Linked DNA regions of Homo sapiens: region 1 is linked to region 2. A link is an interaction called in ENCODE POLR2A ChIA-PET data of the cell type or tissue named here. Cell type or tissue: OCI-LY7. All regions are shown on one strand. Links, peaks and the distances in the headings refer to the core of each region. The heading gives the core; the rest is flanking DNA.

Region 1 (16,556 bases), core at 3,893-11,892, 62 kb after region 2:
GACTTGGGAGGGTGGGGTAGAGCAAGGAGTGTTCAAGAATAACTGTAAACATGAGCCTTGCACACATATAAAACACGGGTCAGAAAATGCTAGGCCTATTTCATTAATTTTCACAAAAGATTCCCTCAGACTTTTCAGTCTCTTTTTTAAGTAATCGATGCATGCCCTAAATCCCATTCATTCATTCTTCTTTTATTTGTTTATTTTTCATTATCTGCCCTACCCGATTTATTATGCACTTAATTGTCATATTCCCTTTTGTTACTGGTTTCTTTGCCACTTTTCTGACTGGTCACTCTTGTCCTCATTACAGATCTTTCAAGGCCATTTATTTGATATAATGAAAAGAATGAAGTTTGGAATCTGATGGTTCAGCCACTAGGAGTTGCACAACCTTCAACAAGTGACAATAGGCCTGTTTCACAATGACCTCCCAGAACTGTTAGAGCTCTAAAGCACAACCAACCTTTACTTAGCAAAGCCTGCTCTTGGAGTTGGTGTTATGGTTTGAGTTCTGCCCTCCCCAAATTTATATTCCTAAAATTTCTAACCCCCAATGTGGAATGTGATGGCATTTGGAGATGGGCGTTTGTGAGGTGTTAATAATTAGGTTTAGATGCAGACGTGAAGGTGGGGCGCTCATGATGGGATTAGTGCCCTTATAAGAAGAGACACAAGACAGCTTGGTCTCTCTCTCCCTCTCTTCCTCTCCACGTGAGGAAACAAAGGGACGGGGCCATCTGCAAGCCAAAAGAGAACCTTCACCAGGAACCATATAGGCCAGCACCTTGGTCTTAGACTTCCCAGCCCCTAGAATTATGAGAAATAAATGACTGTAGTTTAAGCCACCCAGCCTGTGGTATTTTTTCATGGCAGCGCCAGCTGACTAAGAAAATGGATTTTCAGGAATAAAGATGAGCTTGATTTTCCTCATGACCAATGGCTGGCATTTGTGAGTAAGAGAACTTACACTCTATGTCTGTGGTGAAAATAGAGGTAGGTAGCACTGGGTGTGGTGGCTTACACCTCTAATTCCAGCTATTCTGGAGGCTGAATTCGGAGGATCGCTTGAGCCCAGGAGTTTGAGTCCAGCCTGGGCAACATAGCGAGACCTTGTTTCAAAAGAAGAAAAATAGAAGTAGATAAGTTTCACTGTCCCAGGATCTACCATCAAACCTCTAGACAATGTAGGGTCTTACCCTGATTTCATTCACATCAGAATCATCGGGGGAGTTGTTTTTTGTTTTTTGGCTTTTTTTTTTTTTTTTTGGAGTTTCACTCTTGTGGCCCAGGCTGGAGGGCAGTGGTGCGATCTCAGCTCATTGCAACCTCTGCCTCCCAGGTTCAAGTGATTCTCCTGCCTCAGCCGCCCAAGTAGCTGGGATTACAGGTGCCTGCCACCACGCCTGGCTAATTTTTTGTATTTTTTTTAGTAGAGGTGGGGTTTTGCCATGTTGGGCAGGCTGGTCTTGAACTCCTGACCTCAGATGATCTGCTCGCCTTGGTCTCTCAAAGTGTTGGGATTACAGGCGTGAGCCACCATGCCCTGATTTTTGGCTTTCATCATAGTACCTCACATCCAGAGCGTCTATGATTTCGGCCTGTGGTCTCTCCATGAAGGGGTCAGGAGTGAGAAGGGGGCCCTGAAATTGATTGACTGCATGCACTCTGCCAGGCACTGTCTGTGTCAGGCATTCTTCACACACATCATTCTGTCTGTTCATTCTCACAGTAATCCCATCAAGAAGATGTTAACAGCCCCATTTTAGAAAGGAAGAACCAGGTTTCAGCAGTCCTGCCCAAGCTTCCACAGTCATAAGGTAGAGCTAGGATTAGAACAGTAACAAAATAAATTAGCATACTCTTGAAGGAAAAGAAAAAAAATGGCAACAGCTAATGTTTCTCTCCTGGGCTTAATGCCTTGCATCTTTTATCTCATGGAATCCTTTCAACAATCTTTTGTACATTGGCTTTTTTTTTTTTTTTTGAGATGGAGCCTCGCTCTGTCACCCAGGCTGGAGTGCAGTGGTGTGATCTCGGCTCCCTGCAACCTCCACCTCCCAGGTTCAAGCAATCCTCCTGCCTCAGCCTTTCAAGTAGCTGGAACCACAGACGCCTGCCACCATGCCTGGCTAATTTTTTTGTATTTTTAGTAGAGACGGGGTTTTGTCATATTGGCCAGGCTGGTCTCGAACTCCTGAACTCCTGACCCATCTGCCTCAGACTTCCAAAGTGCTGGGATTACAGGCATGAGCCACCGCGCCCGGCCTAGATTGTCTTTTATATCCCCACTTCACACATGATAAAACAGAAATGAAAGTGTAGAGACATTAAGCAATCCATCCAAGGTCACACAGCAGTAGAGTCGGATCTGTCTGGCAGTAAAGGCTGTGATCTTGGCCACAGTATGACACACTCTCATCCTTCCCTTCACAAAGTCCACACCCATTGTATATGTGCCACCCCTGTGACTCAGGTGCTCCTGTCACTTGCAATTTCTCTCTTTACGTTTCAATTAATCTTTTTTTGTTTGTTTTTTGTTTTGAGACAAAGTCTTGCTCTGTCACCCAGACTGGAGTGCAGTGGCGTGATCCCGGCTCACTGCAACCTCCGCCTCTGGGTTCAAGTCATTCTCCTGCCTCAGCCTTCCCAGTAGCTGGGACTATAGACGCATGTCACCATGCCCCGCTAATTTTTGTATTTTTTGTAGAGACAGGGTTTTGCCATGTTGTCTAGGCTGGTCTCAAACTCCTGACCTCAAGTGATCCACCCACCTGGGCCTCCCAAAGTGCTGGGATTACAGGCATGGGCCACCATGCCCAGCCCTTTCAACTAATTTTATGAGACATACCCAACCTGACAAGGAAGATCCAGGCAAGCCTCACTGATGCGCATTGCTCATCTCTAACACAACCCAGCCAAAGTCACTGATGGAGAGAGAATCTCTTCCATAAATTAGAGCACAAAGTTGTTGAATCATAGTTAATTTATCCAAGAATAAACATTTCTGTTGGTTTCTGAACATTTGATTTAGAAATTACACAGACTTAAAGGAAGCATTTATAGTCACTGCAATGACACAGTGAATGTCAGATGCAGGTCCTAGTTATTAAGCACATTTGAAAGAAAGAAAGCTTTATCCAGTTTGAATTCAAGAGGCTTTACAAAAAAATGCATAGCTAAGATAATCAGTAAAAAGAGGAGTTAGGATTTTTGAATACAAGGCAAGCCAGTTTCAACCTCATTTTATCCTCTGCCTGTCCTCCCATTCATCTTGATAATGCTTTGCCAAGTCACTGCAAGCTTTTGCTTGAATTAACTAGCCATATTTTATTATGTCCAGAACACACACTAACAGAGACTGCAGAACAAAGGGTAAAAATCAAGGATAAAGGGAGGAAGGACAGCTCTGTATTACAGGTAGAAGAGTCTCTTCACTTCTACTGCAGATTGAGTCGGGAGAAACTGTGACTAAGAATAGCTACACGGCCGGGATTGGTCATACGAGCCCACAGGCACTAGCAGCTGAGGTGGCTGCTGTCTGTTTAAATTGCTTTCCGGTGGCAAACACTTAATTGTAATCGAGACAGAGTTCAGGTTTATTTTCTGCTCGTTCCCTGCATCCTGCTCTTGTTCTCGATAAGCTTTTCCCCTGCCCTGGCGCCCACTGCACCCTCCATTTCCCAAGGAGCCCAGCTAGCCCCGACAATGTGATTAAGTGTTCTCTGTAGACGTGAGTCCTTGCTTCTGCTGGGTGCCTCTCTGTGTCAGCAGCAAATCAGCCTGCAGACCAGGGGTAGTGTTTCTGGAGGATCAGGTGAGAATGCCTGGACTCTGCACAGTTGGAAGCTGTTCATGAGATAATGGTACCTCTTGTTTTCATGTGCAGCTTTATATCAACAGTCCCTCGGTTTCTCCCATTGGAAATCAGCTACAGATATGAGCCGTGTAAGAATATAAGTACTGTAGGCTGGGTGAGGTGGCTCACACCTGTAATCCTAGCACTTTGGGAGGCCAAGGCAGGCAGATCACTTGAGGTCAGGAGTTCGAGACCAGCTTGGCCAACATGATGAAAACCCATCTCTACTAAAAATACAAAAATTAGCTGGGCATGGTGGTGTACACCTGTAGTCCCAGCTACCTGGGAGGCTGAGGTAGGAGAATCACGTGAGCCGGGGAGGCAGAGGTTGCAGTGATCCAAGATCACGCCACTGCACTGCAGCCTGGGAGACAGAGGGAGACTCTGTCTCAAAAAAAAAAAAAAAAAAAAAAAAAAAGAATGTAAGTATTGGATGTCCTGGCCAGAGCAATAAGGCAAGAGAAATAAATAAAAGGCGTCCAAATTAGAAAAGAGAAAGTCAAATTGTCCCTCTTTACTGCTAATATGATCTTATATCTAGAAAAACGCAGACTCCACCAAAAAACTCTTAAATCTAATAAATAAATTAAGTAACATTGTAGGATACAAAATTGATGTACAAAATCGGTAGCATTTCTATACACCAATAATGAACTAGCTGAGAAAAAAATCAAGAAAGCAATCCTATTTATAGTAGCTATAAAAAAAGAATAAAACACTCAGGAATATACATTCAACAAAGGAGGTGAAAGAGCTCTACAAAGAGAACTACAAAACACTGATGACAGAAACTGAAGTGGACACATACAAATGGACTGACATCCCATGCTCATAAGCTGGAAGAAATAATATCATTAAAATTATCATATTGGCCAGGCGTGGTGGCTCACGCACGCCTGTAATCCCAGCACTTTGGGAGGCCGAGGCAGGTGGATCACTTGAGGTCAGGAGTTTAAGACCAGCCTAGACAAACACAGTGAAACCCCATCTCTACTAAAAATACAAAAATTAGCTAAGCATAGTGGCAGGCGCCTGTAATCCCAGCTACTTGGGAGGCTGAGGCATGAGAATCACTTGAACCCAAGAGCTGGAGGCTGCAGTGAGCTGAGATAGCACCACTGTACCCCAGCCTGGGAAAAAGTGAGACCGTCAAAAAAAAAAAAAAAAAAAAAGACCACATTGCCCATAGCAATCTACAGATTCAATGCAATCCCTATCAAAATACCAATATCATTTTTCACAGAATTAGAAAAAAAAATCATAAAATTCTTATGGAACCAAAAAAGAGCCTGAATAGCCAATGCAATTCTGAGAAAAAAGAACAAAGCTGGAGGTATCACACTACCTGACTTCAAAATATGTTACAAAGCTATAGTAAACAAAACAGCATGGTATTAGTATAAAAGACACATACATTGATGGAACAGAATACAGAATACAGAAATAAATACATGTATTTATAGCCAACTGATTTTCAATAAAAGTGCCAAGAAGATACACTGAGGGAAGGACACTCTCTTCAATAAACGGTGCTGAGGAATGAAAGTGGACCCTATCTCTCACCATATACAAAAATCAACTCAAGATGGATTGGAGACTTAAATATAAGACCCAGAACTAATAGAAGAAAACACAGGGAAAATACTTCAGGACATTAGTCTAGGCAGATTTTATGGCTAAGATCTCAAAACAACAAAAAACTAAAACAAAAATAGACAAATAGAACTATATTAAATGAAAAAGCTTCTGCACAGCAAAGGGAACAATAGAGTGAAGAGACAACCTGTCGAATGGGAGAAATTATTTGCAAACATTCACCCTGCAAGGGATTAATATCCTGAATACACAAGGAACTCAAATGAGTCAACAATAAAATGTTTAAAATGAGCGCGGTGGCTCATGCCTGTAATCCCAGCACTTTGGGAGGCCAAGGCAGGCAGATCATGAGGTCATGAGTTCGAGACCAGCCTGGCCAATGTGGCGAAACCCTGTCTCTACTAAAAATACAAAAATTAGCCAGGTGTGGTGGCGGGCGCCTGTAATCCCAGCTACTTGGGAGGCTGAGGCAGGAGAATCACTAGAACCCAGGAGGCGGAGGTTGTAGTGAGCTGAGATTGTGCGATTGCACTCCAGCCTGGGCAACAAGAGCAAGACTCCATCTAAAAAAAAAAAAAAAAAGTCCCATTAAAAAGTGGGCAAATGGCCAGGCGTGAGGGCTCATGCCTGTAATCCTAGCACTTTGGGAGGCTGAGGTGAGTGGATTGCTTGAGTCTAGAAGTTCAAGACCAGCCTGGGCAACATGGTGAAACCCTGTGTCTACTAAAAATACAAAAAATTAGCTGGGCATGGTGGCACATGCCTGTAGTCCCAGCTACTCAGAGGGCTGAGGTGGGAGGATCACCTGAGCTCAGGAGATCAAGACTGTAGTGAGCCCTGATAGTACCACTGCACTCCAGCCTGGACAACAGAGTAAGACCTTGTTTAAAAAAAAAAAAAGTGGGCGAATGACAACATATTTCTCAAAAGAGGACATACAAATGGCCAATAGGTACATGAAGAAACTTCTAGACTCAAGCAATCCACTCACCTCAGCCTCCCAAAGTGCTAGGATTACAGGCATAAGCCCTCATGCCTGGCCATTTGCCCACTTTTTAACGGGACCTTTTTTTTTTTTTTTTTTTTTTGAGATGGAGTCTTGCTCTTGTTGCCCAGGCTGGAGTGCAATGGCACAATCTCAGCTCACTGCAACCTCCAACTCCTGGGTTCAAGCGATTCTCTGCCTCAGCCTCCCGAGTAGCTAGGATTACAGGCGCTCATTATCACTAATCATCAGAGAAATGTAAATCAAAGCCACAATGAGATAATCACATTACCCCAGTTAGAATGGCTATTAATGAGACCGCTTTTGCAAAGATTCTGACAGTGAGAGAATCTAGCATGGCTGACTCGACCTTCCTTCTAGCCTCGCAAGCTGGCTGTCTTTGCTGATTCCTGGTCACAGGCCAAGCTAACCATAGGAGGAATTTAGTTTACATTTAACTTGGAAGCAAAGATGATAATAGTCCCTCCTTAAAACTGACACCCTCTTTGCTCAGGGGCCAAAACTCACCTTTGTGAAAGGTGATTAGGATTGACCGGGCGCGGTGGCTCACGCCTGTAATCCCAGCACTTTGGGAGGCAGAGGTGGGCGGATCATGAGGTCAGGAGATCAAGACCATCCTGGCTAACACAGTGAAACCCCGCCTCTACTAAAAATACAAAAAAAAAATTAGCCGGATGAGGTGGCGGGCACCTGTAGTCCCAGCTACTCGGGAGGCTGAGGCAGGAGAATGGCGTGAACCCGGGAGGCGGAGCTTGCAGTGAGCCGAGATTGTGCCACTGCACTCCAGCCTGGGCGACAGAGCGAGACTCCGTTTCAAAAAAAAAAAAAGGTGATTAGGATTAAAGGAGGGGCCTGAATTCCGCTAAAATGTAGACATAGTTTCTACAATTGCTTACTGTGAGAAGCCATGTGGCCAGAGGTCACAAAATTTATGAACTTCCCCAATTGCTTCTATAGGTAACATAATTATCGTAGAACCTAAGATTGGTCTTTTAAGATGTTTTTCGGACTTTGGTGTTCTGGCAACCGACTGACCCAACCTGGACCTGTGACTCATGACTCAACCAGTCCTGTGGCCCCACCCAGAAGCAGACTCAGTACAGGACAATTTTCCACACCCCTCGGACTTCATCCTTAACCAATCAGCAGCACCCATTCCCTAGGTCTTTGCCCACCAAATTATTCATTAAAACTCTAGCCTCTGAGTTCTCAGGGAGATCAATGTGAGTGGTAACTAGTTCTTTCACGTGACTGGCCTTGTGTTAATTAAACTCTTACTTTACTGTAACACCACAGTCTCAGCAATTGGTTTTGTCTGTGCAGCAGACAGGAAGAATCTGTCAGGTAATCACATTATTAAAAAGACCAAAAATAACAGATGCTGGTGAGGATGCTGAGAAAAAGAAACTGTACACAGTTGGTGGGAATGTAAAGTTGTACAACCATTATGGAAAACAGTATACAGATTTCTCCAAAAACAAAAACAAAACCACTATTCAATCCAGCAATCCCATTACTGAATATTTTACCCAAAGGAAAATAAATCGGTATATCAAAGGGATACCTGTACTTGCATGTTTATTGCAGCACTATTCACAATAGCCAAGAGATGGAATCAACCTAAGTATCCATCAGTGGATGAACAAATAAAGGAAATGTGGTACATATACACAATGAAATACTATTGGTTTATGAAGAAGAATAAAATCATATCATTTGTGGCTGGGGTCAGTGGCTCACTCCTATAATCCCAGCACTTTGGGAGGCTGAGGAGGGCAGATCTTTTGAGGTCAGGAGTTCGAGACTAGCCTGCGCAACACGGCGAAACCCTGTCTCTACTAAAAATACAAAAAAATTAGCCAGGCATGGTGGTGCGCGCCTGTAATCCCAGCTACTCGCCCAGCTACTCAGGAGGCTGAGGCAGGGGAACTGCTTGAACCTGGGAGGTGGAGGTTGCAGTGAGTGGCGATCGTGCCACTACACTCCAGCCTGGGCAACAGAGCGAGGCTTTGTCTCAAAAAAAAAAAAAAAAAAAAAAAAAATATATATATATATATATATATATATATATACATACATAAATCATATCATTTGCAGTAACATGGATGGAACTGGATGTCATTATGCTAAGTAATATAAGCCAGGCATAGAAAGACACAAATTGCATGTTCTCACTCATATGTTGGAGCTAAAAAACTTGATCTCGTGGAAGAAGAGAGTAGAACGATAGATACCAGACGCTGGGAAGGGTATGCAGGTGGAAAAGGGTAGATGAAGAGAGGCTGGTTAATGGGTACAAACATACAGTTAGATAAAAGAAGTAAGTTATAATGGTCAATAGCAGATGATGGTAACTATAGTTAGCAACAATTTATTGTATATTTCAAAGTACCTAGAAGAGAGGACTTAAAGTATTACCAACACATAGAAATAATAAATACTCTACAGTATCTACTTCCCAAAAAAAGAAAAAATAAATAATCATCATGGGGTGATGGATACCACAAATACCCTGACTTGATCATTACACATTCTATGTGTGTAACAAATACTCACATGTACCCCATAAGTATGTAAAATACTATAAAAGAAAAAAAGAATATAATTATTGACTTCAAGATCCCATTTTGGGGCCGAGCAATGTGGCTCATGCCTGTAATCCCAGCACTTTGGAGGCCGAGGCAGGAGGATCATTTGAGCCCAGGAGTTTGAGGCCAGACTGGGCAACATAGTGAAATCTCATCTCTACAAATAATTTAAAAATTAGCCAGGTGTGGTGGCACACACCTGTGGTCCCAGCTACTCAGGAGGCTGAGGTGAGAGGATCACTTGAGCCCAGGAGGCCAAGGTTGCAGTGAGCTGGGATGGTGCCAGTGCACTCCAGCCTGGGCAACAGAGAGAGACCCTGTTTCAAAAAAAAAAAAGAAAATCCTATTTGGGTCTTTCTTGCTGTTATTAACTTAAAAACTTAAAAAGTGTGAGTATAGCTTACTCACACTTCCCATTTTACCTAAGCTCCTAAGGAGAGCCTCAGGTTGGAGCATATGCAGGTGAAGAATCTAGGACAAAACACTTTTCTGTAACTTACCCAAGGAAATGCCATATTAATATTAGCTTTGAGTTTCAGTGTAACCTGTCCCTGGCAAACATTTCTTATGGTTTCTGCTGTTACATTGGGTACCCTTCCTTCTTGTCTTTTGAGGTTAGATATGTTCCTCCTGACGAAATTGTTAGTAATTTCTTTTAACGCTCTTTTAACGTTCTTTCTTTTTTTTTTGAGACAGGATCTTGCTCTGTCGCCCAGGCTGGAGTGCAGTGGCACGATCTCAGCTCACTGCAACCTCTGCCTCCCGTGTTCAAGTGATTCTCCTGCCTCAGCCTCCCGAGTAGCTGGGATTACAGGTGTGCACCACCACATCTGGCTAATCTTTTTATTTTTAGCAGAGATGGAGTTTCACCATGTTTTCCCTCCTGGTCTTGAACTCCTGGCCTCAGGTGATCCACCTGCTTCGGCCTCTCACAGTGCTGGAATTACAGGCATGAGCCACTGCCTGGCCTTTTACATTATTTCTTGATGATCAATTGAGTGGACTTGAAAGTCAAATTACCTAATTTGACTTTAAGATACCAGATTGCTAAACCAGTTCTTCCAAAAGCAGAGAGCTCAGGCTGCCCCAGGTGGCCAGCCCTGGGAGAGTGGGGAGCAGCCACAGCTCCCCCTGTAGCCCACCCCCAGCAGGTCTTCCAGGGTGGCTTGTGGCTGGCCTCACCACCAGGAAAGGGATAAGTCTGCAGACCTGTATCCTGGTCAAGACTCAACTGGCTACAAAAGAGCTTCCCAACCAGCTCCCAGAACCCAAGGACGGGAGGCTCAGATGCCTCCCAGAAGGAAAGGAACCCAGGAACTGGACCGGTTTATGAACAAAGGCAGCTGCCCCCTGGGTTTCTCTCTTCCCTCTTCTGAGAAGTCATCTGTTTCTCTCTACTGTGTCTACTTCACTCTTCTTTCTATGCAGACTGGATTCTTTCATTGCTGCTGAAAGTGTGCTGAAAAAAAAAGGAAAATTCCAGGCACAGATGATATCCTTCTAGGCAAGGACTTGGCATCCCTGAATTCAGCTGTGTTCCCTGAAACCAAAGAGTGTAGGGAGAGGAAGAGCTTTGTAGGCAGAACAAATGGCATGCGCAGAGGTATGGAGGTGAGAGAGGTGTGGACAGATTCAAGGGCTTCCACACTGGAGTGAAGAAGGGAGAGGAAGGTAGGTGCAGATCCTGGAGGGCAGGAGTTGGGATTTTACTCTGAATGTAATGGGAGGGAGCGGAGGGGTCTACTGAAGAATTCGGAGTGAGAAATTGACATGACCTGATTTGCATTGTAGGGGGATGACAGGAGAAATTCAGCAGCCTCTCAGGATTAGAGGCAGCCAAGAGGTCCCCAGGGTTTTAAGCAGATACAAACGTCAGGAGCAAGCAGGCACAGAAACAGTCATACATGCTGTTGTGTGAGCAAGACCGGTGAAATCCTAGCTCTCTAGCCTGTTGGAGCAGAGATAGCTCACACAAAAGACCCAACCCATGACAAATATGACAACGCTCTGAGGACAGGTTGTCAGCAAGCCTTCTCTAACAAAAATCCTTCATTAAATGTGACTGAGTGGGGATGGGAATGGAGGGGACACGCTACCGGATTTCTAGAATTTCTATACTAAGGAATCACTCTGAAGGTGTTGGGCTACTGCGTTCATCTGTGCACACATTTGTACAAGAGGGTAAGTGCTTATGTAGCTTTCTAGCAGGCACTGTCTTTATCACTTCGTTTGCCAATTGAAAATGATCTTTGCACTCCAGCCTGGGTGACAGAACGAGACCCCATCTCTTAAAAAATGGGGTCAGCGGTGGCAGTTCATGCCTGTAATCCTAGCAATTTGAGAGGCTGAGGCAGGGGAGGATCACTTGAAGCCAGGAGTTGAAGGCTAGCCTGGCAACAAAGTGAGGCCCTATTTCTTCAGTCAATCAAATAAAAAGAAAATGATCTTTGGCAGCTGAACCCAACCTCTCTACCCCACTGCAAGGCCCCATTGCAGTGGTCCCTATACAAAAAATATTTACATATATATATATATGTAAAAGAAAATGTTCTTTAACACCCTTCTGCTGATCAGTGAATCCTCTAGTACAGATTTTTTTTTTGAGATAGAGTCTTGTTCTGTCCCCCAGGCTGGACTGTAGTGGCACGATCTTAACTCACTGCAACCTCCACCTCCTGGGTTCAAGCAATTCTCCTGTCTCAGCCTCCCAAGTAGCTGGGACTACAGGCGCACGCCACCACGCCCAGCTAATTTTTGTATTTTTAGTAGAGACAAGGTTTCACCATATTGGTCAGACTGGTCTCGAACTCCTGACCTCAGGTGATCCACCCGCCTCAGCCTCCCAAAGTGCTGGAATTACAGGTGCAAGCCACTGTGCCCAGCCCCTCTAGTACAGATTAAATGAGGTATCTGAAGTACCTTCTGTGGGTGGAGTTTTGATTAGGGCCTGGGCTTGTTGTTGTTGTTGTTGTTTTTGAGACAGTCTCTCTCTGTCACCCAGGCTGGAGTGCAATGGCGCGATCTCAGCTCACTGCAGCCTCTGCCTCACGGGTTCAAGTGATTCTCGAGCCTCATCTCCTGAGTAGCTGGGACTACAGGTGCACTCCACCACACCCGGCTAATTTTTGCATTTTTAGTAGAAACAAGGTTTTGCCATGTTGCCCAGGCTGATTTTAAACTCCTGAACTCAAGTGACCCGTCCACCTCAACCTCCCAAAGTGCTGGGATTACAGGTGTGAGCCGCCGCACCTAGCCTTCACTCTTTTTTTTATTGTGGTAAATATGCTAATAAAATTTATCATTTTAATCCTTTTAAGTGTGCAATTCAGCCGTATTAAGTACATGAATATTATTGTGTAATCATCATCACTACCATCCATCTTCAGAACTTTTTCATCTTTCCAAACTAAATCTCTGTACCTATAAAACACAAATGCCCCATTATCCCCTCCTCCCAAACCCTGGGAAACACCAGTCTACTTCCTGTCTCTATGAATTTGACTATTCTAAATACCTCATATAAGTAGAATCATACAATATTTGTCCTCTTGTGTCTGGCTTATTTCACTTAGCATGCTTTCAAGCTTCATCTAGGTTGTAACCTGTATCAGAATTGTATTCTTTGTAAAGGTTGAAAAATATCAGGATCAGGGTCTTGGAAATGTTAACTAACAGCTCCTAGAATGTAGATTAAAGTTAACCTGCACAAACATACATATGTCACACTGGACATCTGTGCTGTAATGTAAATTAGGACAATATAATAAGGGGGAGATTGTAAGGGCCTAATGATAACAGTCTGCCGCGGTGACAATGGTGGGAGAGAAACAAGTACCAAAAGCTCTCAGGAGACAGAATGAATCAGGTTTCATTACTGGATGAGGGAGATGTGGAGTTTGGCATGACTTGAAGTTTTCTGGCTTGATGAACTAGCATGATATGAAATACAAGAGAAAAAATAGGTTTATAGGAAAAGGAGGTGAATGCACTTTGATGTTCTTGTTGATGTGCGCTGAGGCAACTGGATAGTGTGTTCTGGATCACAGAAAAGAGACTGGGCTAAGGTACACTTTCGGGCATTCTCAGCAAGTAAGTGGCTACTGGAAGATTCCAGATTTTGCCACTTTGGCAAATAAAGGTTATTTCGAACTGAAGGCATTTGAGAATAGATTTTTTTCCAAACTCCTTTACCTGCCTAAAAGCAAAGCTTCCCAAAAGAGGTCATAAATTCCCTGTCCTGGAGCAGAGAAGGGATGTCAGCACCACACCCAGACAGACGTTGTTGCAAAATGATCACATCTTACATCTAGTCTTCTAAGGGCAGTTTATCTTTCCTAAGAGTCATAGATTTTTCTACAAGTATCCCTAAACCTCCTCCCTCCTTCTATTAAGGGAATACACAAGCCCGCAATTCTAATAGCCTCCTTGAGTCACATTTTTCTGGGCATTCCCATACATATGTGAATAAAAATCTGTCTTTTCTCTTGCAGATCTGTCTTTTGTCTGTTTAACTCACAGACCTCAATAAAGGTAAGATAAATAAATAAAGGGCAAAATAAATTTTTTTCCTCCCAAACACTGCTAAAGTTGTAAAAGGGGCTGAGTTCACTTAAGAAGGAGATAGATGGGCAGGCGCGGTGGCTCACGCCTGTAATCCCAACAATTTGGGAGGCCGAGGTGGGCAGATCATTTGAGGTCAGGAGTTCGAGACCAGCCTGGACAACATGGTGAAACCCTGTCTCTACAAAAATACAAAAAATTAACTGGGTGTGGTGGTACACACCTGTAATCCCAGTTACTCGGGAGGCTGTAGCAGGAGAATCGCTTGAGCCCAGGAGTCAGAGACTGCAGTGAGCCGAGATTGCACCACTGCACTCCAACCTGGGTGACAGAGCAAGACTCTGTCTCTAAATAAATAAATAAATAAATAAATAAATAAATAAATAAATGGAGATAGAGAATGAGAGAAAGGAGAAGGCCTAGGATGGGGCCTTGAGGAAGAGCCATATTAACAAAAAATCAAAAATAAGTCTGCAAAACAGTCCAAAGGGCAGTGGCCTAGAGATAGACAAAACTGGGAAGAAGAGATTTCCCAAGGGAAGTGGTCAACAGCGTCAAATGCTGCGGGGTATGAACAAAGATAGAGGCAGAGACGTGTTCTCCGTATGTGGCAGCCGGGACAGACAGCAGCCTTCTGGAGTGGCAGGCACAGACACCATATGGCAGAGCATTGGGGAATGAGGCAGAGGTGAAAACCTAGTGCTATATAGACTGTTCTTTCAAGAATCTGGATTGTAAAAGAAAAGCAATCTCTTTGGTCACTGAGCAAAGTCTTGCGGTTAATTTTTTTTTTTAATGTATGTGTGTGGTAACAAAATGTATAACACAAAATTTATCATCTTAAACCATTTCTAAGCGTATAGGTCAGTTGTGTCAAGTACATTCACATGGTTGTGCAACCAACTTCCAGAACTTCTTTTTTTTTAATTAAAAATAAATAAATAAGGCTGGGTGTGGTGGCTCACGCTGTAATCCCAGCACTTTGGGAGGCTGAGGCGGGCAGATCACAAAGTCAGGAGATCAAAACCATCCTGGCTAACGCAGTGAAACCCCGTCTCTACTGAAAATACACACACACACACACAAAATTGGCCAGGCGTGATGGCAGGCGCCTGTGGTCCCAGCTACTCTGGAGGCTGCGGCAGCAGAATTGCTTGAACCCCGGAGGCGGAGGTTGCAGTGAGCTGAGATTGGGCCACTGCACTCCAGCCTGGGCAACAGAGTAAGATTCCATCTTAAAAAAAAAAAAAGATGTTAGACAAAAAGCAAATTCGAGTTCAAAATAGGTCATAAAGCAGCACAGGCAACTTGCACCATCAACAATGCATTTGGCCCAGGAACTGCAAATGAACATACAGTGTAGTGATGGTTCAAGAAGTTTTGTAAAGGAGACGAGAATCTTGAAGATGAGGAGGGTAGCGGACAGCCATCAGAAGCTGACGACGACCAACTGAGAGCAATCATCAAAGGTGATCTTCTTACAACTACCCGAGAAGTTGCCAAGGAACTCACTGTCGACCATTCTATGGTCGTTTGGCATTTGAAGCAAATGGGAAAGGTGAAAAAAGCTCCATAAGTGGGTGCCTCATGAGCTGAGCAAAAATTTTAAAAAATCGTCATTTTGAAGTGTCATCTTCTCTTATTCTACACAACAACAACGAACCATTTCTCAATCGGATTGTGACATGAGACGAAAAGTGGATTTTATACAACAACCAGTGATTGGACTGAGAAGAAACTCCAAAGCAGTTCCCAAAGCCAAATTTTCACCAAAAAAAGGTCATGGTCACTGTTTGGTGGTCTGCTGCTGGTCTGATCCGCCACAGCTTTCTGAATCCTGACGAAACCATTACATCTGAGAAGTATGCTTAGCAAATCAGTGAGATGCACCAAAAACTGCAATACCTGCAGCTGGCATTGGTCAACAGAAAGGGCTCAGTTCTTCTTCACAATAACATAGGATTGCATGTCGCACAACCAATGCTTCAAAAGTTGAAAGAATTGGGCTACGAAGTTTTGCCTCATCCGTCATATTCACCTGACCTCTCACCAATTGACTACCAGGCGTCTTGACAACTTTTTGCAAGGAAAATGCTTCCACAACCAGCGGGGTTCAGAAAATGCTTTCCAAGAGTTCGTTGAATCCCAAAGTACAGATTTTTATGCTACAGGAATAAACAAACTTATTTCTTGTTGGCAAAAATGTGTTGATTGTAGTGGTTCCTATTTTGATTAATAAAGATGTGTCTGGGCCTAGTTATAATGATTTAAAATTCATGGGCCAAACCCACAATTACTTTTGCGCAATCCCACCAACAGTGCACTAGAGTTCAAATTTCTCCACATCCTCACCAACATTTTTTATTTTCTGTTGTTTTGAAAGTAGCCAGGCTGGGCGTGGTGGCTCACACCTGTAATCCCAGCACTTTGGGAGGCCAAGACGGGCGGATCACGAGGTCAGGAGATCGAGACCATCCTGGCTAACACGGTGAAACCCCATCTCTACTAAACAAAATACAAAAAATTAGCCGGGCGTGGTGGCGGGTGCCTGTAGTCCCAGCTACTCGGGAGGCTGAGGCAGGAGAATGGCATGAACCCAGGAGGTGGAGCTTGCAGTGAGCCAAGATCGCGCCACTGCACTCCAGCCTGGGTGACAGACAGAGTGAGGCTCCGTCTCAAAAAAAAAAAAAAAAAAAAAAAAAAGGAGCCATCCTAGTGGTTGTGAGGTGAGTCATTTGAATATCATTTCTATTTATTGAAGAAATGTCTATTCAAGTCCTTTGCCCTTTTACATCGGGTCATTTGACTTTTTTGTTGTTGAGTTGCAGGAGTTCTTTCTGTATTCTGGATAGTAACTCCTTTTCAGGTATATGATTTGTACATATTTTCTGCCACTCCGTCAGTTACCTTTTCAGTCTTTTGATTGTGTTCTTTAATGCAAAGAAAT
Region 2 (16,556 bases), core at 3,038-11,037:
TGAGCTGCTTTAGGTCAAATGGTATCCCAAAATTTCCTAAAGTATGTTTCTCAGAGCAGGAGTATTAGATTATGTTCCTGGCTTAGGGATCAAATTAGGTGGAAGGGAGGTGGTAATGCAGACATCTCTTGGAGATTTACAATGATGGTAGCATGTAGAAGGCTGCGAGAAGTCTGCATTTTTCTAATTAAGTATTGCCCTGCTTACTAGCCTACTCCTGACACTGCAACCTCTAGCATCTCTTTCTGACTTCCCGGGAGCAAGGGCTTTCCTGGTGCTGGACCAACATGTCTCCCTAAATCCTCCACGTGGCAAAATGATATTCCTCACTATGTTGCTGATGACAAGTTTCAGGGTTTTTTCTTTCCCCAAATGAAATAAATGTCTTTGATTGCTTTTTATTATTATTACAACTATTTTTCATATTACTATATATTATATAATTTATTATTATATTATATATTAATAACAAGCAATACAGAGCAGCAAAAGAATGTAAAACATCTACGCTCTCAACAAAAACCACCGTCAACATTTCTTTCTAGATTTTTCTTTTTTTTTTTTTTGAGACAGAGTCTGGCTCTATCGCCCAGGCTGGAGTGCAGTGGCGCTATCTCAGCTCACTGCCAGCTCCACCTCCCAGGTTCATGCCATTCTCCTGCCTCCGTCTCCCAAGTAGCTGGGACTACAGGCACCCGCCACCACGCCTGGCTATTTTTTGTATTTTTAGTAGACACGGGGTTTCACCGTGTTAGCCAGGATGGTCTCAATCTCCTGACCTCGTGATCCGCCCGCCTCAGCCTCCCAAAGTGCTGGGATTACAGGCGTGAGCCACCGCGCCCAGCCGTTCTTTCTAGATTTTTCTAGGTATAATGTGTAATACATGTGCTTACGTATTTTTTTATGAGTTCATACCGTAATGTATTTTTTTAACTTATCAGTGATTTGAAGCTCACCATAATGTATTTTTATACAAGTAAATTAGTAACATCTTTCCACATCGAGAGTTCCATTTCTGTAATGTTATTTTAACAGCTACATAGGATTGTTTTGTATGACTGCAGCATAATTAATTAATTGATCCCCTATGGTGAGACATGTGGATTGTTTTCAGCTTTCCTTTATTCCAAGCAGAACTGTGATGAACATTTTTAGAGTTACAGCCTTGCACGTTTTCTCAGTTATTTCCTCAGGGTAGATTCCCGGAAGTAGAATTACAATGTTCCTTTTGACATGGTGCTGAGATCACGGGTAAGCACCAAGTGTGTGCAGGTAGGTCCCAGTGGTGGGTTAGGAACAGGCAGGATCCCCTGTTCCCTTCTCACAGGGACGGCACATTCACGTGCCCCACAATGCTTCTGCTAGTCTCCTTGACAAAGTACCACCAACGTGGTGGCTTCAAACAACAGAAATTTCTCTTAGTTCTGGAGGCCAGAAGTTTGAAATCAGACTGGGCATGGTGGCTTATGCCTGTAATCCCAGCACTTTGGGCGGCCAAGGCCAGTGGATAGCCTGAAGTCAGGAGTTTGAGACCAGCCTGGCCAACATGGCAAAACCCCATCTCTACTAAAAATACAAAAAATTAGCTGGGCATGGTGGCCAGCGCCTGTAATTCCAGCTACTCAAGAGGCTGAGGCAGGAGAATCGCTTGAGCCCAGGAGGCGGAGGTTGCAGTGAGCTGAGATTGGGCCACTGCACTCCAGCCTGGGCAACAGAGCGAGACTCCATCCAAAAAAAAAAAAAGTTAGAAATCAAAGGATTGGCAGGGCCACACTCCCTCTGAAGGCTCCACGGGAGAATCCTACCTCATCTCTTCCAGCTTCTGGTGGTCCCAGGCATTCCTTGGCTTGTGGCTGCATCACTCCAATCTCTGCCTCTGTCTTCACAAGACTTCCTCCTCTTCTCTCTCGATCTGTGTTTTCTTCTCTTCTCTCTCTTATAAGGACTCTTGTCATTGGATTTACAGCCCACCACATAAGTCAGGATGATCTCAGCTCAAGATCTTTAACTTAATTACATCTGCAAAGATCCTTTTTCCAAAGAACATCACCTTATGGGCTCCAGGGATTAAGGCAAGGCATGTCTTTGCAGGGGCCACCATGAAACCCATTGAGATGTGCTTCCAGGCTAGAAAGAGTGGCCTTCAAACTGGTACACACATGCATACATATGTGAGCAGGGGACATTCTTACCAAGTACAATCTTATGTGACACCCCAATATATAAAGGGGGTAAGTGGAGCTGTTTGGCTGAGGTGGAATGCAGGGAGAGCAGCATCACTCCATCAAGGACACACTGGATTGTAGGGGACGCAAGGACTCCAAGCCCTCGATGTCTTTCAAAGGAGGTCAGAGGGAGGGCCACATTGTACTTGCTGTCCTTGGGAGAACGCCCCAAACCCTCCCTCTCTGGCTCTGCGCCTTGGCCCACACAGGCCCCGTCTCTTTGCCACCACAGAGAGAATCAGGCACCCAGAGAAGTTCTGCACATGATAAGAAGGACTTGGGTGAGAATCACACGGAGGTCCTGACTTACAGTTTTTTTGAAAAGCAAATCATTCGCATATCTCAGCAAAAGTCCTCAAAGGACATTCCTGAGTTTCAGTGGGAGGAAAAATGAGTTGCTTTCTGAGCCCTCTCAGCACCTTTCTGGACTGGTGAATGTTACAATATGCTGTGTTGCTACAACTTTATCTACAAACTGGGCCCGAGCGTCCGACACAGACTGTTCCTGCACTCACAAATGACGGTGTATTCCAGAAGTTCATTTGTAGGTGAGTTGTTTGCATCTCAGAAAGCCTTTTCCCTCTGTCGGGGGCTAGAGATCTCAATGTCTATTGATTGTTACAGACAGCAAGACAGAGCTCTTGTAGCTGGCTGGCCTCCACCGTGGGCCTCGCAGAGCCCCCAGACTCAGAGCCCTGGGCAACACTGGGCTTGAAAGCAGGGCTAGAAGGGAAGGGCAAAATGGGGCACAGGGTCTCCCAGGCACTCAGCAGTCATGGGCATTGCTGAGGGGGTGCCAAGGACAAGAGGGTTGAGGGGCAAGACGGTCACCATGGGGGTGGCTGCAGAAGGCCGGAGCAATCTGTATGTCAGATAACTTGGTGGGGCAGGCCTGCCTGTATTGTTGCCATCTGGCTAATAAGGATTTGAAGGCTGTGAAAGGGAAGGGGTTTTGCTGTAATCGTTTCCTAGGGCTGCTAGGAAAACCAAGTGCCACCAACTGAGTGGCTTAAAGCAACAGAAATGTATTCTCTCGCAGTTCTGGAGGCTGCAAGTCTGAGATCAAGGTGTCAGCAGAGCTGTGCTCTCTCTCCCGCCTTCTGGTTGTTGCCAGCAATGCTTGGCGTTCCTGGCCTGCGGCTGCATGACACATTTCTCTGCCTCCGGTGCTCCATGGCCACCTCCCCTCTGCACGCCTGTCTCCACATGGCCTTCTCCCTGTCCATGTGTCTCTTCTCATAAGGACACCAGTCTTACTGGATCCTAATGACCCTATCGTAATATGATCACATCTGCAAAGCACCTATTTCCAAATAAAGTTACATTTACAGGTACTAGAGGTTAGGACTTCAACCTATCTTTTTTTGGAGAAACAATTTAACCCGTAACAGAGGCATATAATCTGTCATCCCACCTAAAATAAAAATACAATCTATAATGGCCATGATGTGTAGCCACAGAGCCTCTGCTAAATACTGCCAGCAACAGGCAGGGAATCCATTCCATTTTTAGGTAGCCCCAGTCATGAGCTACCTCATTCCTTAAAATGGCCCAAAATACGCTTCTCCAGACTTTCACCTGTTGAACTGTTTTCCTTTATTGAACTACATAGAATAAATCCAATCACTCTTGACAAAATCTTTTCAAATATGTGAAGCCCTCCCAGCCAGCCTCCAAATATTTTCTTAAAGCTAAAAATTCTCCAGATCTTTATATGATTGACATGAGGGTTTTTTGTTTTGTTTTTTGTTTTGTTTTGTTTGAGACAGAGTCTCGCTCTGTTGCACAGGCTGGAGTGCAGTGGCACGATCTCAGCTCACTACAACCTCCGCCTCCCAGGCTCAAGCGATTCTTGTGCCTCAGCCACTGGAGTAGCTGGAATTACAGGTGTGAGCCAACAACACCCAGCTAATTTTTGTATTTCTAGTAGAGACAGGGTTTTGCTATGTTGGCCAGGCTGATCTCGAACTCCTAGCCTCAAGTGATCTGCCCGCCTTGGCCTCCCAAAGTGCTGTGATTACAGGTGTGAGCCACTGTGCCCAGCCATGGTTTTAAGATCTCTCAGGATTCTAGTCACTGAACTCTGGACATGGTCAATGGTCTAGGCCCATCCTAAGAAGAGGCTTCCATGACTGAAAGCCTACAATGTAGATATGATCTGATGGATGAAGAAATCAATGGGTGTATTTATTTCTAGGATTTGAGCATTACCCCACTACAGAAACCTAACCTTGTATTGAGATTTCTGTTTTGGTTTGGTTACAGTTTGGGTTTATCCGCTTGCTTGTTTTGCAGAGGGTCGCAGAGTTTAGTGGCAAAGCTGGGCTGTTGACTCAGATTACGTTTGCGTCAGTTAAAATCTCTGAGCTTTTTCATAATTCCTCTTAAATCACATCTTCCACTCATTACTTGTGCTGTTTCTTTTTGAACCTCCTGCATGTTGGTTCCTATTAAATTTCATCTTACTGCTCTTTGTACTTCAATGTAACAGCACATTCCACCTCTTGCAAATGTTGGCATGTCATTCCTGCATTAGCCATCCAACCCAGCTCTGGTAATCTGCTTCCAACAGGAAAAAACAAGGAGGAAAGAGAACCAATATCTAGAACATTTATTAAGACGCCAGCAAGCTAGACAATTGTTAATTGACATCTTTTTAATTGACATCAACACACAAACAGAAAAGTGCACAAAAAAACATACAATTCAATGAATTCTCACAAAGCAGATGCCTGTGTAGCCACCCATGTCAAGAAAGAGAACATTAGGCTGGGAATGTTTTAATAAGCATTTTTCTCTTTAAATCCTCAAGCCTACTTGGTAATTATTATTAAACCTGGTTTACAAGATGATAAAACAGATTCAGAAAGGTTAAGTGGCTTGCCTAGCTGACTGCCACAGCTGGGAGTTGTAAAGCACGGAATGGGCCCCATGTGGTGGCTCATTCCTGTAATCCCAGCACTTTGGGAGGCCAAGGCGGGTGGATCACTTGAGGTCAGGAGTTCGAGACCAGCCAGGCCAACATGGTAAAACCCCATCTTTTTTTTTTTTTTTTTTTTTTTAAGGCAGAGTCTCACTCTGTTGCCCAGGCTGGAGTGCAATGGCTTGATCTCGGCTCACTGCAAGCTCCGCCTCCTGGGTTCATGCCATTCTCCTGCCTCAGCCTCCTGAGTAGCTGGGACTACAGACGCCTACCACCACGCCTGGCTAGTTTTTTGTATTTTTAGTAGAGATGGGGTTTCACCGTGTTAGCCAGGATGGTCTCGATCTCCTGACCTTGTGATCCGCCCACCTGGGCCTCCCAAAGTGCTGGGATTACAGGTGTGAGCCACTGCGCTAGGACTGAAACCCCATCTCTACTAAAAATACAAAAATTAGCTGGGCATGGTGGCACACACCTGGTAGTCCCAGGTACTTGGGAGGCTGAGGCAGGGGAATCGCTTGAACCTGGGAGGCGGAGACTGCAGTGAGCTGAGATTGCACCACTGCACTCCAGCCTGGGCGATGGAGTAAGACCCTGTCTCAAAAAAAAATCTAATATACCCCATAAAAATATAGACCTATTATGTATCCACAAAAACAAAAAGAAAAAGAAAGAAGGAACCCAACATTTGCCTATAAGAACAGAAACTACGCTTACTACAAGTCAACAAAGAAAAAAAACCAGTGTAGTCCTATTACCCCCATGCTTAGCACTGTCTGAAATGTCCTCTCCCTCCCTCCCATCCTTACTTTTTTTCTGATCAACACCTCTTCATCCCCACTTCAGCATTCCTTCCGCTGTGAAGCTTTGGGAGACTTTCTCAGGTTGAGCTAATCAGCTCCTCTTTTGTGACCTTCTGGTACTTCCTATTCTTCTAGTTAGAGCAGCGGTCTCATGAATAGACTCCTATTTCCTGGGTTATCTCCCTCACGAAAGAGTTGTCTTGAGGGGAGGAGTATGGTTTGTTCATCTTTGTGCTTCCACTGGTTAACAAAGTACCTGGAAAAAAATAGGCATTCAATGTGTGTGCTGTGGTATTGTTGAATGCGGTAGAGGATGGCTGAGAGAATGCAGAGCCTGAGTGCAGAAGCGGGGCTGCAGGTGCTGGGGGCTGAACCAGGGCAGCAGTAGTGGGGATGGAGATGCTTAGGACAGCTGGTCCTAAATCCTGGTCATTATTAAATCGCCTTAGGAGGCTGGGGAGGACTTTAAAATGCAGATGCTCAGGCTACTTCCAGATGTACTGACTCAGTCTCTAGGGAGGGGACTCCACATCTGAATTCATTAGAAGTCCTTTAGCAGGGCCGGGTGCGGTGGCTCACACCTGTAATCCCAGCATTTTGGGAGGCTGAGCGTGTGGATCACCTGAGGTCAGGAGTTCAAGACCAGTCTGGCCAACATGGTGAAACCCCATCTCTACAAAAAATACAAAAATTAGCCAGGCATGGTGGCATGTGCCTGTAATCCCAGCTGCTCGGGAGGCTGAGGCAGGAGAATTGCTTGAACCCAGGAGGCGGAGGTTGCAGTGAGCCAACGTCACAGCTCTGCACTCCAGCTATCTCAAGAAAAAAAAAAAAGTCTTTCAGGGGATTCGGATCCTCAGACAAGTTTGGAAACCACTGACATAGGTAGTGTCCTGAGTCAAACTTGGAGGACACATGGAAGGCAGGGAAAGGGGGGAAAAGAAAGAGGAGTCTGGGTCCTAGGTTTGCCCAGCATGGATGATGATGATGGCATTGACGGAGCGAGTGCTGGAGGAGCCTTGGGGTGAAGTTGTTCTGCACGAGCTGAGTGTGCGGTGTCCGCACATATCCCGATGAAGATGGCCTTTTGGCAACTGGGAGCCAAGCCGGGGACTCAGGAGAGCAATCTGTCATTTAGGACCTTGAGAATTTGCCGTTTTGCTAGGAAAAAGGTCATCTTCCCATACTCACTCTGTCCTCTAGTTTAGCAGAAAGAGGTAAAAATTACTTTTACTTTCTAACTGATTAAGCCTGACAATCAGTAGTGATAATCCAGAAATAAGTACATTTAATTCATTTATGACAGTCCTAGAGTTTGCATAGTTACCTGTTTCTCATAAACAAATGCTTTAAAAGAAATTAAAAGAAGGATATTTTTGAGAAAATATGCACTTTAAAAATGGTCATGTTTAAACTCCAGTGGATGTTAGTAATTGACTTGAAAGTCTGTTTTTACAAATAAATCCTGGACCCATAAATGGATATTTGACCCCCTATAGCATAAAAGGGCAAAAACATGTCTGTAGAAACATCTGACCTAATCAATTTTCAAATTAATCTAAAATTACTATTTGAATTCAAATGTAGTAAATGTCATGGGTCCTTTCCCTGGGGCACAGACATAAACCTGATCTCCTAAATGACATAAAATAGAGAACGGAGCAATTTCTTTGGTGAATATGAATAAGCATTGGAGCCCATCTGGATAATTTACATAAAAATTGGATTTTCGCCCTTGAATTATCTTTTTATAGTGGACATCTCTCATATTGTCTCCTCAGCCTCCTGTTCCCCTTGTCTTCCCCTGTGAGACTCCTGCAGAAACTGCCCTTTTTTTAATTTGTTTATTTTTGAGACAGAGCCTCGCTCAGTCGCCCAGGCTGGAGTGCAGTGACGCCATCTCGGCTCACTGCAACCTCCACCTCCTGGGTTCAAGTGATTCTCCTGCCTCAGCCTCCCGAGTAGCTGGGATTACAGGTATGCACCACCATGCCTGGCTACTTTTTGTATTTTTGGTAGAGACAGGGTTTCACCATGTTGTCCAGGCTGGTCTCAAATTCCTGACCTCAAGTGATCCGCCCGCCTCATCCTCCCAAAGTACTGGGATTACAGGCGTGAGCCACTGTGCCTGGTCAGAAACTGGCCTGTTTTTATGGTGCTCCCTTCCTCTGGTGGAAGTTCACTGGTCCAAGATCAAGCTCGCCTATCCCCATGGGCCACCAGCTCTCTCCCCAAGGGCATCTGCCTTTGGGATCCAGCCTTGAAGGCAATCCTTTTCTAGAACTAAGAACTCCCAGGATAAAACTTGGGAACTGACTACGTTACCTACCATTAAAAGAAATCCTTTCAAAAGAGAATGAAGCCCAAATAAGAGAATAAGAAACATCCTGACCCACTGGCGCCCCTAGTTCTAGTAGCTTCGGAAGCCAGGCTGGAATGAGGACCTCTCACAGTCGGATGGTTCATTCTTCTTTAGGTTCTGTGATCCAAGAACTCCTTTCAGCCTACTCTAGAGCAAGATGGGTTTCCAGTCTCCTGAAACTAGGACTGCCAAGAATAATAATGTACCATTTCATACAGATTGACTCTCCAACTCAACCTCTGAGATCCTAACTTTCCTCAAAACCAAACGAAAAGGAATGAGCGGAAGAAGATGCTCTCTCTTACCGGTTGAATTGTGTCCCCTCCCTGCAAGAGATATATTAAAAGTTCTGGCCCTGGTGCAGTGGCTCACGCCTATAATCCCGGCACTTTGGGAGCCCGAGGTGGGCAGATCACTTGAGCTCAGGAGTTCAAGACCAGCCTGGCCAACATAGCGAAACCCTGTCTCTAAGAAAAACACAAAAATTAGCTGGGCGTGGTGGCGCACGCTTGTAATCCCAGCGACTCGGGAGTCTGAGGCAGGAGAATCGCTTGAACCCTGGAGGCGGAGGTTGCAGCAAGCTGTGATCACACCACTGCACTCCAGCCTGGGTGGCAGAGCAAGACTCTGCCTCAAAAAAAAAAAAAAAAAAAAAAAAAAAAAAAAAGAAGAAGAAGAAGAGAAGAGACACAGAGACAGAGACAGGGAAACAAGAGAGAAGATGACCATGTGGTGACAGGTGCAGAGAGTGGAGTGATACAGCTGCAAGCCGAAAAACATCAAGGATTGCTGGAAAACACCAGAAACTAGAAGAGGCAAGGAAAGGTTTTTCCCTACAGGTTTCAGAGAGAACATGGGTAAAACCTTGACTTCAGTCTTCTGGCCTCCAGAGCTCTGAGACAATGTGTTTGTGTTATTTTAAGCCACCCAGTTTGGCATACATTATTTGGTAGCCCTGGCAAACTAGTAGTTTCTAAGATACTTTCTATCCCTACATTGTCCTGCTTTGGTGCTTTTATATGGTTGAGAAGGGGCCAAAGGTACCAAGTTCTTTTCCTTGTGAAGTTCAGATGGATGCCCTGATAAATGGGGCAAGAGGGATGAGGGAGGGGATTACAGACTGTGGGATTATAGACTTTTAGCCTAAGGCTTTGTATCCAACAGTTGTCAAATTGAGGTTACACACTGAGACTTGGTTAGGGGGGCACTTCAGACATACAGCAGACCCTCAAAAAAGGTTGCTTTTCTTTATATCTTATATTAATACAAAGAAGAGCTGAAAAAATACCTTCAAAAGCTGTTTGCTGTGAGCTCAACTGCTGACTCCACCCCCCAGCCCAGTTCCATGCTGCTCCTGTCCACTCCTTCTTTTTTTTTTTTTTTTTTTTTTGGATTTTTGCCAAAGTTCCAGGCCAAAGTTTGTAAAAGTCCCCTCTTCAAGGAACATTTATTTAGAATGTCTTGCTACACGGGAAAACACAAATCTCTCTTGGTTTGTACCATGCGGTCTTAACCAGAGCAAAATCTAGTTGGTAAACAAACCAAAAAAAAAACCCACTTTGGCCTCCACAGCTGCCACCCCTTACCTCCATCTCTCACACATTTTCTAGTATGTAAAGAACTTGTGACTGTGAGGACGAGTAGATTTTCACACAGATAGAAACTGAGAGTACAGCCATTCATCACTCTGTGGACAAATCTTCAAATCCATGCCTTTTCACTCACTGGAATATAAGAAGTTAACTGTATTTTCACAGGATAAATCTGGATGTTTCAGTAAATCTTAAGTTGTTCATGCTAACCACGAGTGTGTCTGTCAGTAATACATGAAATCTCCAAAAGATTTAGGAGCGACATTGATGAAGGTGTTTATTTTTATTTATTTTTTTTATTTATATATTTTATTTATTATTATTTTGAGTTAAATTAAATTAAATTTTCATAGAGTCTTGCTGTGTTGCCCAGGCTGGTCCTGTTGTTTCTTTTTCCCTTCCTTCCTTCCTTTTTCTTTCTCTCTCTCTCTTTCTTTCTTTCTTTCTTTCTTCTCTCTCTCTTTCTTTCTTTCTCTCTTTCTCTCTTTCTTTCTTTGTGTTTCTCTCTTTCTTTCTCTTTCTTTCTTTCTTCTTAAGACAGAGTCTCACTCTGTTGCCCAGGCTGGAGTGCAGGCTGGAGGGCTCACTGCAGCCTCTACCTCTGCAGGATCAGGCAATCCTCCTGCCTCAGCCTCCCAAATAGCTGGGGATATGTAGATTTGGAGTGGGTATCCACTTCAGGTAGGAGGAAGAACAATATTAGCAAAGGCAGAGGCAAGAAAGCACCCTGCATTTTGGAGACAATAGAATCAAGCTTTTCTGAGTGGAAGGGATTTTAACACATTGGTTAGTCCAGTGATTTTTCACATCATGTTAAATTGCATAACTCTAAAAGATGATTTAGAGACAATATATAAAGCAGACAAAAGTGGAGCTGATCTGAGTAGATCAGGGTGGATCTAGTGGGACCCAGCCATGATGGTATGAGAGACCCATGTGTAACCTTCATAAGAGAAATGTAAACTGAAATCAAGATAAGGTTTGGTTAACAAATATAGATAGGAGGAGAATTGAATAAATAGAGACATTCATGTCCCTGGGTGGAGAAGTGTCCATTGTTATCTAATTAATGTATACCTTTACTGCTATTCCAACTCAAATCCCCATGGAAGTTTTGTAGAACTTAATATTTTTTTCAGAAAGAAGACTCTAGAATTAGGAGAATTACTCTAACATTTAACAGTATATTGTAAAACTGTAATAATTTGCATTCTGTATACTTTATCATATAATACTATAATACTTTCTAATACTATGCTATTAGATTTCATAATAAAGAACAGTGTGATAATGGTATACAAGGCTTATCCAAAGATAAGCCTTATTATACAATAAAATTAAATACATGAGAAAAAGCCATTATAAAAGTCAAAGGGAAAGAAAGAAAAATGCAGTTTTCTTTGGGAATAATATATAGGTCATCTGGAATAAAAATCCTATTGTTATTCACTACAAACCTATACCAAAATAAGTTCCAGATGATTTAAGGTTTTAATATATTTTAAAATATAAAAAAGAATAAAATAAATTAAATAGGTGGTAAACATCTAGATAGAAAAATGACATTCTATACTAAGAAACACTTGAAATCAAAAGATGAACAGATTTTAATAGATACAATGTTAAATTGCCCTAAGTAAAAAATAAAAATAAAATCAATAACCAAAAATAAGGCACCAATAGGCTGAAAAGTGCAAAAATAAATATTATACAAACTTAATAGCCTTTTTATATGATTTCATAAAGTAAGAAACATCACCAAGACCTTCCCCACAAAATGAGTAGACAACCCGCCAAATAAAATTTGTGAACACATATATGGAAAGATAATTAAACGTATTTGCAGGCAAAGAAATATAGACTTTGGCCGGATGCAGTGGCTCACGTCTGTAATCCCAACACTCTGGGAGGATGAGCTGGGTGGATTGCTTCAGCCCAGGAGTTTGAGAATAGCCTGGCAACACGGTGAAACCCTGTCTCTACCAAAAATACAAAAAAACTATCCAGGTGTGGTGGCGCACACCTGTAGTCCCAGCTACTTGGGAGGCTGAGGCAGGAGGATCACTTGAGCCTGGGGGGCTGAGGCTGCAGTGAGCCAAGATGGCACCTGCACTCCAGCCTGGGCAATAGAATGAGACCTTGTCTCAAAAAAATAAAATAAAAATAAAAATAAAGTAAAAGGAAATATATAGGCTTTGATTCTTTTTGTCATTCTGGCCAATTAACCTTTTCTAAAGAAATTATTATGAAATTCCAACTAGCCTAAAAATAATTTTTTTTTTTTTTTTAATTTTCTTGAGACAATCTCACTCTTGCCCAGGCTGGAGTGCAGTGGTGCGATCTTGGCTCAATGCAACCTCCACCTCCTGGGTTCATGATGCAATTCTCCTGCCTCAGCCTCCTGAGTAGCTGGGATTACAGGCATGCGCCACCACGCCAGGCTAATTTTTGTATTTTTAGTAGAGACGGGGTTTCACCATGTTGTCCAGGCTGGTCTCGAACTCCTGACCTCAGGCGATCCAGCTGCCTCCCCATCCCAAAGTGCCAGGATTACAGGTGTGAGCCACTGTGCCCCGCCTAAAATAGTATTTTTAAGTGTCTATCCTTAAAATAAAATAATTCAAAAACATGAGAAAACTCGATGTACAAATCCATTCAGGGCACTATTATTTACAACAGCAAAAAGCTAATATGCAAACAAATGAATAAATTAAGCCACAATGGAAGATTGGTTAAGTAAAATGGAATATAATAACTTGATAGCAGATTATGCATCCATTTAAAGTTTTTAATGCAAAAACTGTGCAAAATGATTTTATGTTGAGTAGAGGCAACAGCAAACCTGTGTTACTCCTACTGTATCCCCAGTGCTTAGCACAGCGCCTGGTCCCCAATAGGGAACCAATATGACTTGTTAAGTGAATGAAAACTGCACACACAAGGTATGACTCCAGACCATGTAAAACCTACTTACAGAGAAAAGAATGAGAAGAAATATAAATAATGGTAGAAGTGTAGAAGAAGTTATACTCCTACTTTACATTTCTTTTCATTTTTTGGAGAAAAAAAAAAGAGGCAATGCCCAAAATATTATATGGGGCCATACTTACAATTGTTTATCAAACTTTAACTAGGTGTCCTGTATTGTTATTTGCTAAGTCTAGAAAACCTACTAGACAACAGATTTCAAATCCTTATGGTTAATGTTTGCTTGTTTTATATAGATATATATTTTTGAGACAGGATCTGGCTATATGACCCAGGCTAGATGGCAGTGGCACAAACACAGCTCACTGCAGCCTCACCTCCTGGGCTCAAGTAATCCTTCTGCCTCAGCCTCCCAAGTAGCTGGGACTGCAGATGTGTGCCACCACGCCTGGCTAATTTTGAAATTTTTTGTAGAGGTAGGGGGTAGCACTTTGTTGCCCAGGCCGGTCTTGAACTCCTGGGCTCAAGTGATCTTCTCGCCTTAGCCTCCCAAAATGCTGGGATTACAGGCGTCAGCCACTGCGCCCAGCCCCTTACAGTTAATTTTTGAAGTCTATTGAACAAATCAGTTCCCTTGATGCATGATTATTTTTTTCTTCCTCATATATAATCATGTGTATTTTTTCTGTATAGAAAAAGTATAAACAAAGAGAAAAAACTGCACTAAATCCCACTACCAAAGATAACTACCATTTGTATTTGAAGACATTCCCTACGTATATGCATATAAGATTTATATATGTAGTTTTACATGCATATGAAATCATACCATAAATGCTTTCTTGTAATCGTGTTTTTTGCTGTTTATGTTTTCCATGACTGCCAATTTCACTGCCTGTTCAGAGGTCTGACTTCCATAAAAATCCCATTTACTTACCATTCCCGGGGGCCAGCAGTACATGGGCCACATATGCAGATGATTAACTGGTAGTTTGTTTGTTGTTTTTATGGCAAATCACATAGCACAGGCTTACAGAGGGTCCTCCCTTGAGAGCACAAGCCCAGAACCTGTTATCTAAGCCCTCCACAGTCTTGAAAAAGAGACACAATTTTGTGAGGGATATGTTCATGTGAATTGGTACTTACTAGGCTTTATTTCATCTCATACCAATTTTGTTCCAGAAACTTCCTAGAAAGCTATGAAAACATGAGACAATGACCATGGATATGGTATCTGGGAGAAGTACTGATTACGTAATGCAGTCTTTATTTTTTATTTTTTATTTTTTTTTGAGGCAGAGTGTCACTCTTGTCACCCAGGCTGGAGTGCAGTGGTGCAATCTTGGCTCACTGCAAGCTCCACCTCTCAGGTTCAAGCAATTCTCCTGCCTCAGTCTCCTGAGTAGCTGGGATTACAGGCGTGCGCCACCACGCCCAGGTAATTTTTGTATTTTTTGTAGAGACGGGGTTTCACCGCGTTGGTTAGGCTGGTCTCAAATTCCTGAGCTCAAGTGATCCACCCACCTCAGCCTCCCAAAGTGCTGGGAATTATAGGCATGAGCCACCACACCTGGCCCATGCAATGCAATCTTAGCAGCTGAGTTCAACATTTATTGAGCAGCTACTATCAGCCAGACACAGGGTTAAGCACACAAAGCATAGGAAGACCAAGAAAATGTACCCCAGCCAGGGGAAGCTTCAATTTACCAAACATAATATGAAGTAGACATTCATCTATGATTCTACCACTCAGAAATACTATTATTAACATCGATCCAGATATAAGAATTATAATACCCAGCACTTACAGAGTTTTTCTTCTTTCTTTCTTTTTTTTTTAATAGAGACAGCCTCTCACTAGGTTGTCCAGGTTGGTCTCAAAGTCCTGGGCTCAAATAATCCTCCCACCTCGGCCTCTCAAAGTGCTGGGATTACAAGAGTGAGCCACCACACCCAGCCTGCAGCTCTTATTTTATAGAGACTTTAAGAGTTTAAATAGTCACTTATGAAATCCTCAAAATATTATTGCAATGTACAATTTGTATTTCTATTGCACAGATGAAGAAACTGAGGCAAAGAAAGATTATTTAACCTGCCTTAAATTGCATAGTTGCAATGTGGTAGGGCCTCGATTCAAAACCAATGTCTCTCCATAGATGAGACAGAGAGAGAGAGAGAGAGAGAGAAGAGGAGAGAGATGACATTGCTTTGGAAACCAGACTTTGAAACAAATAGCATACAACACTATGTGTCAATCACTATCCTGAGTATTTTAAATATTATGATTTATTTTATCCATAAAGTTAGCAGGTACTGCTTATTTCATCCAGACAACTTAGTGACCACAAGTGACTTTAAGAACTTTAACAAGAGCTAGACTGCCACGACAACCGGGGTTGCCCTGCATTTCATCAGAGCTTCTCTACATTAGGGGGTTCTGCCTCACCTGAAAATCAAGATCCCTTAAATGAAACTTTTCAAGTCTGCTTTCCCAGCCTTGAATGTCATGGTCACACCTGAAGTCGTTTATCTCTGGACCCATCTCCTGGAAGGTTTAGGCATGATTGATAAATGCCTATGCACAGGTGAGCAACAGCCCCAGATTGTTAGCTGTATAATTGCATCCATACACCTGAAAAACGTGAGCAATTTCGCTCCGAGCTCTGAGGTGGTTTCGTATGAGCAGATTTTCAAGTGATGCCTGGGAAACTTTGAGAACACAATTGTCAGCCCCGGGAGAACTGAGCACCACCCAAAGGGAGGTAGTCCCGGGAAGGGGCGCTGTGCAGACCTCCAGGACCCAGCGGTATCAGCTGCCTTGAGCGGGTGAAGCTCCATGGTGAGTGTGCCAGAGCACAGCTTTAATTTCCTCTCATCCGTCCCTTTCTCTTGGGCAAAATGAACCATAAAGTTTATATTCACTTTAGTGTATACATTTTAAATATACCCTATAAACCACAGGAGTAATGAATTCAAGATGCCCACATCATAGTAATTCTGCATGCAAGCTGTGTTTTATGATTTGTATCCAGCCTTTTTAGGATTTTTCAATAGGACCAGACTCCAGACTGCAGGGAAATGAAAAGAAGGATAATGATGTGAAGTTTCACGTCACCGCTAAGTTTCCAGCACTGTTGTCCTGTAGTCACCAAGCGGGTGCATTTTTTGTGTGCGGTGAAGTGAGTGGATTGTCCCAGGCTGAGAGATGCCCAGGTAGGAGGGACACTTGGCCTTCCTGTGCTCCTTCCATTGGCTCTAGGTGTCCCCTGTGGGTTGCGATTGGTCATGTGAGCAAGCGAGCACGTGGGCTTGTGTACATTTCTGCATTTCTGGGATAGCCCTGCCTTGCAGGTGCCAGAGAAACACGTGCTTCAGAAGGGTCAGATTGGTCATGCATCTGTGCTCAGATTGAAGGAGTGGCCTCCCTGAAGAATTCCAGCTTGCAGAGGCACTTTCAAAATGCAGTGAGCTCAGGTTCCAGGAGCTGTTACGGCAGTTTTTGTCTCGACACTCCGTTCCCCTGAATTCCACTTTGGGAAGAAGGGAAGAAGCCACCATGGGCCAGGCAGGCGACAGAGCAAGCCCTAGCCAGATCGCAAGCCATCAGAGCCCTGTTCCTTCTCTCCAAAGTGGGCTTCATTTACCCCTCTTCAAGCAGCAGGACAGTCTGTTCAATGCAGGGGAGGCTTTAAGACATGGGGGCAGGGAGGGGTCATATTTTTG

What was found. Peaks named below come from ENCODE experiments on the same cell type or tissue, not always from the same donor. Only the 100,000 strongest peaks of a DNase experiment are listed, where the experiment ranks them.
Region 1: POLR2A ChIA-PET joins it to region 2 with 12 read pairs; 5 of 35 experiments call an interaction of 5 or more read pairs at or near these places.

The regions. Positions count from the first base shown.
Region 1 is chr6:151,206,013-151,222,568 of GRCh38, forward strand. All of the region lies in intron 1 of LOC102723831 (a long non-coding RNA gene), which reads right to left. Among named protein-coding and RNA genes, the nearest start is that of AKAP12, 26 kb to the right of the region's middle. RefSeq lists an enhancer at 2,064-2,563. In OCI-LY7, for the core only: no CTCF peak of the experiment used is centred there; no DNase peak of the experiment used is centred there.
Region 2 is chr6:151,144,932-151,161,487 of GRCh38, forward strand. It overlaps LOC124901432 (a long non-coding RNA gene), which reads right to left and starts at 6,039. Exons shown (of 4, transcript XR_007059813.1): 1 at 5,958-6,039. In OCI-LY7, for the core only: no CTCF peak of the experiment used is centred there; no DNase peak of the experiment used is centred there.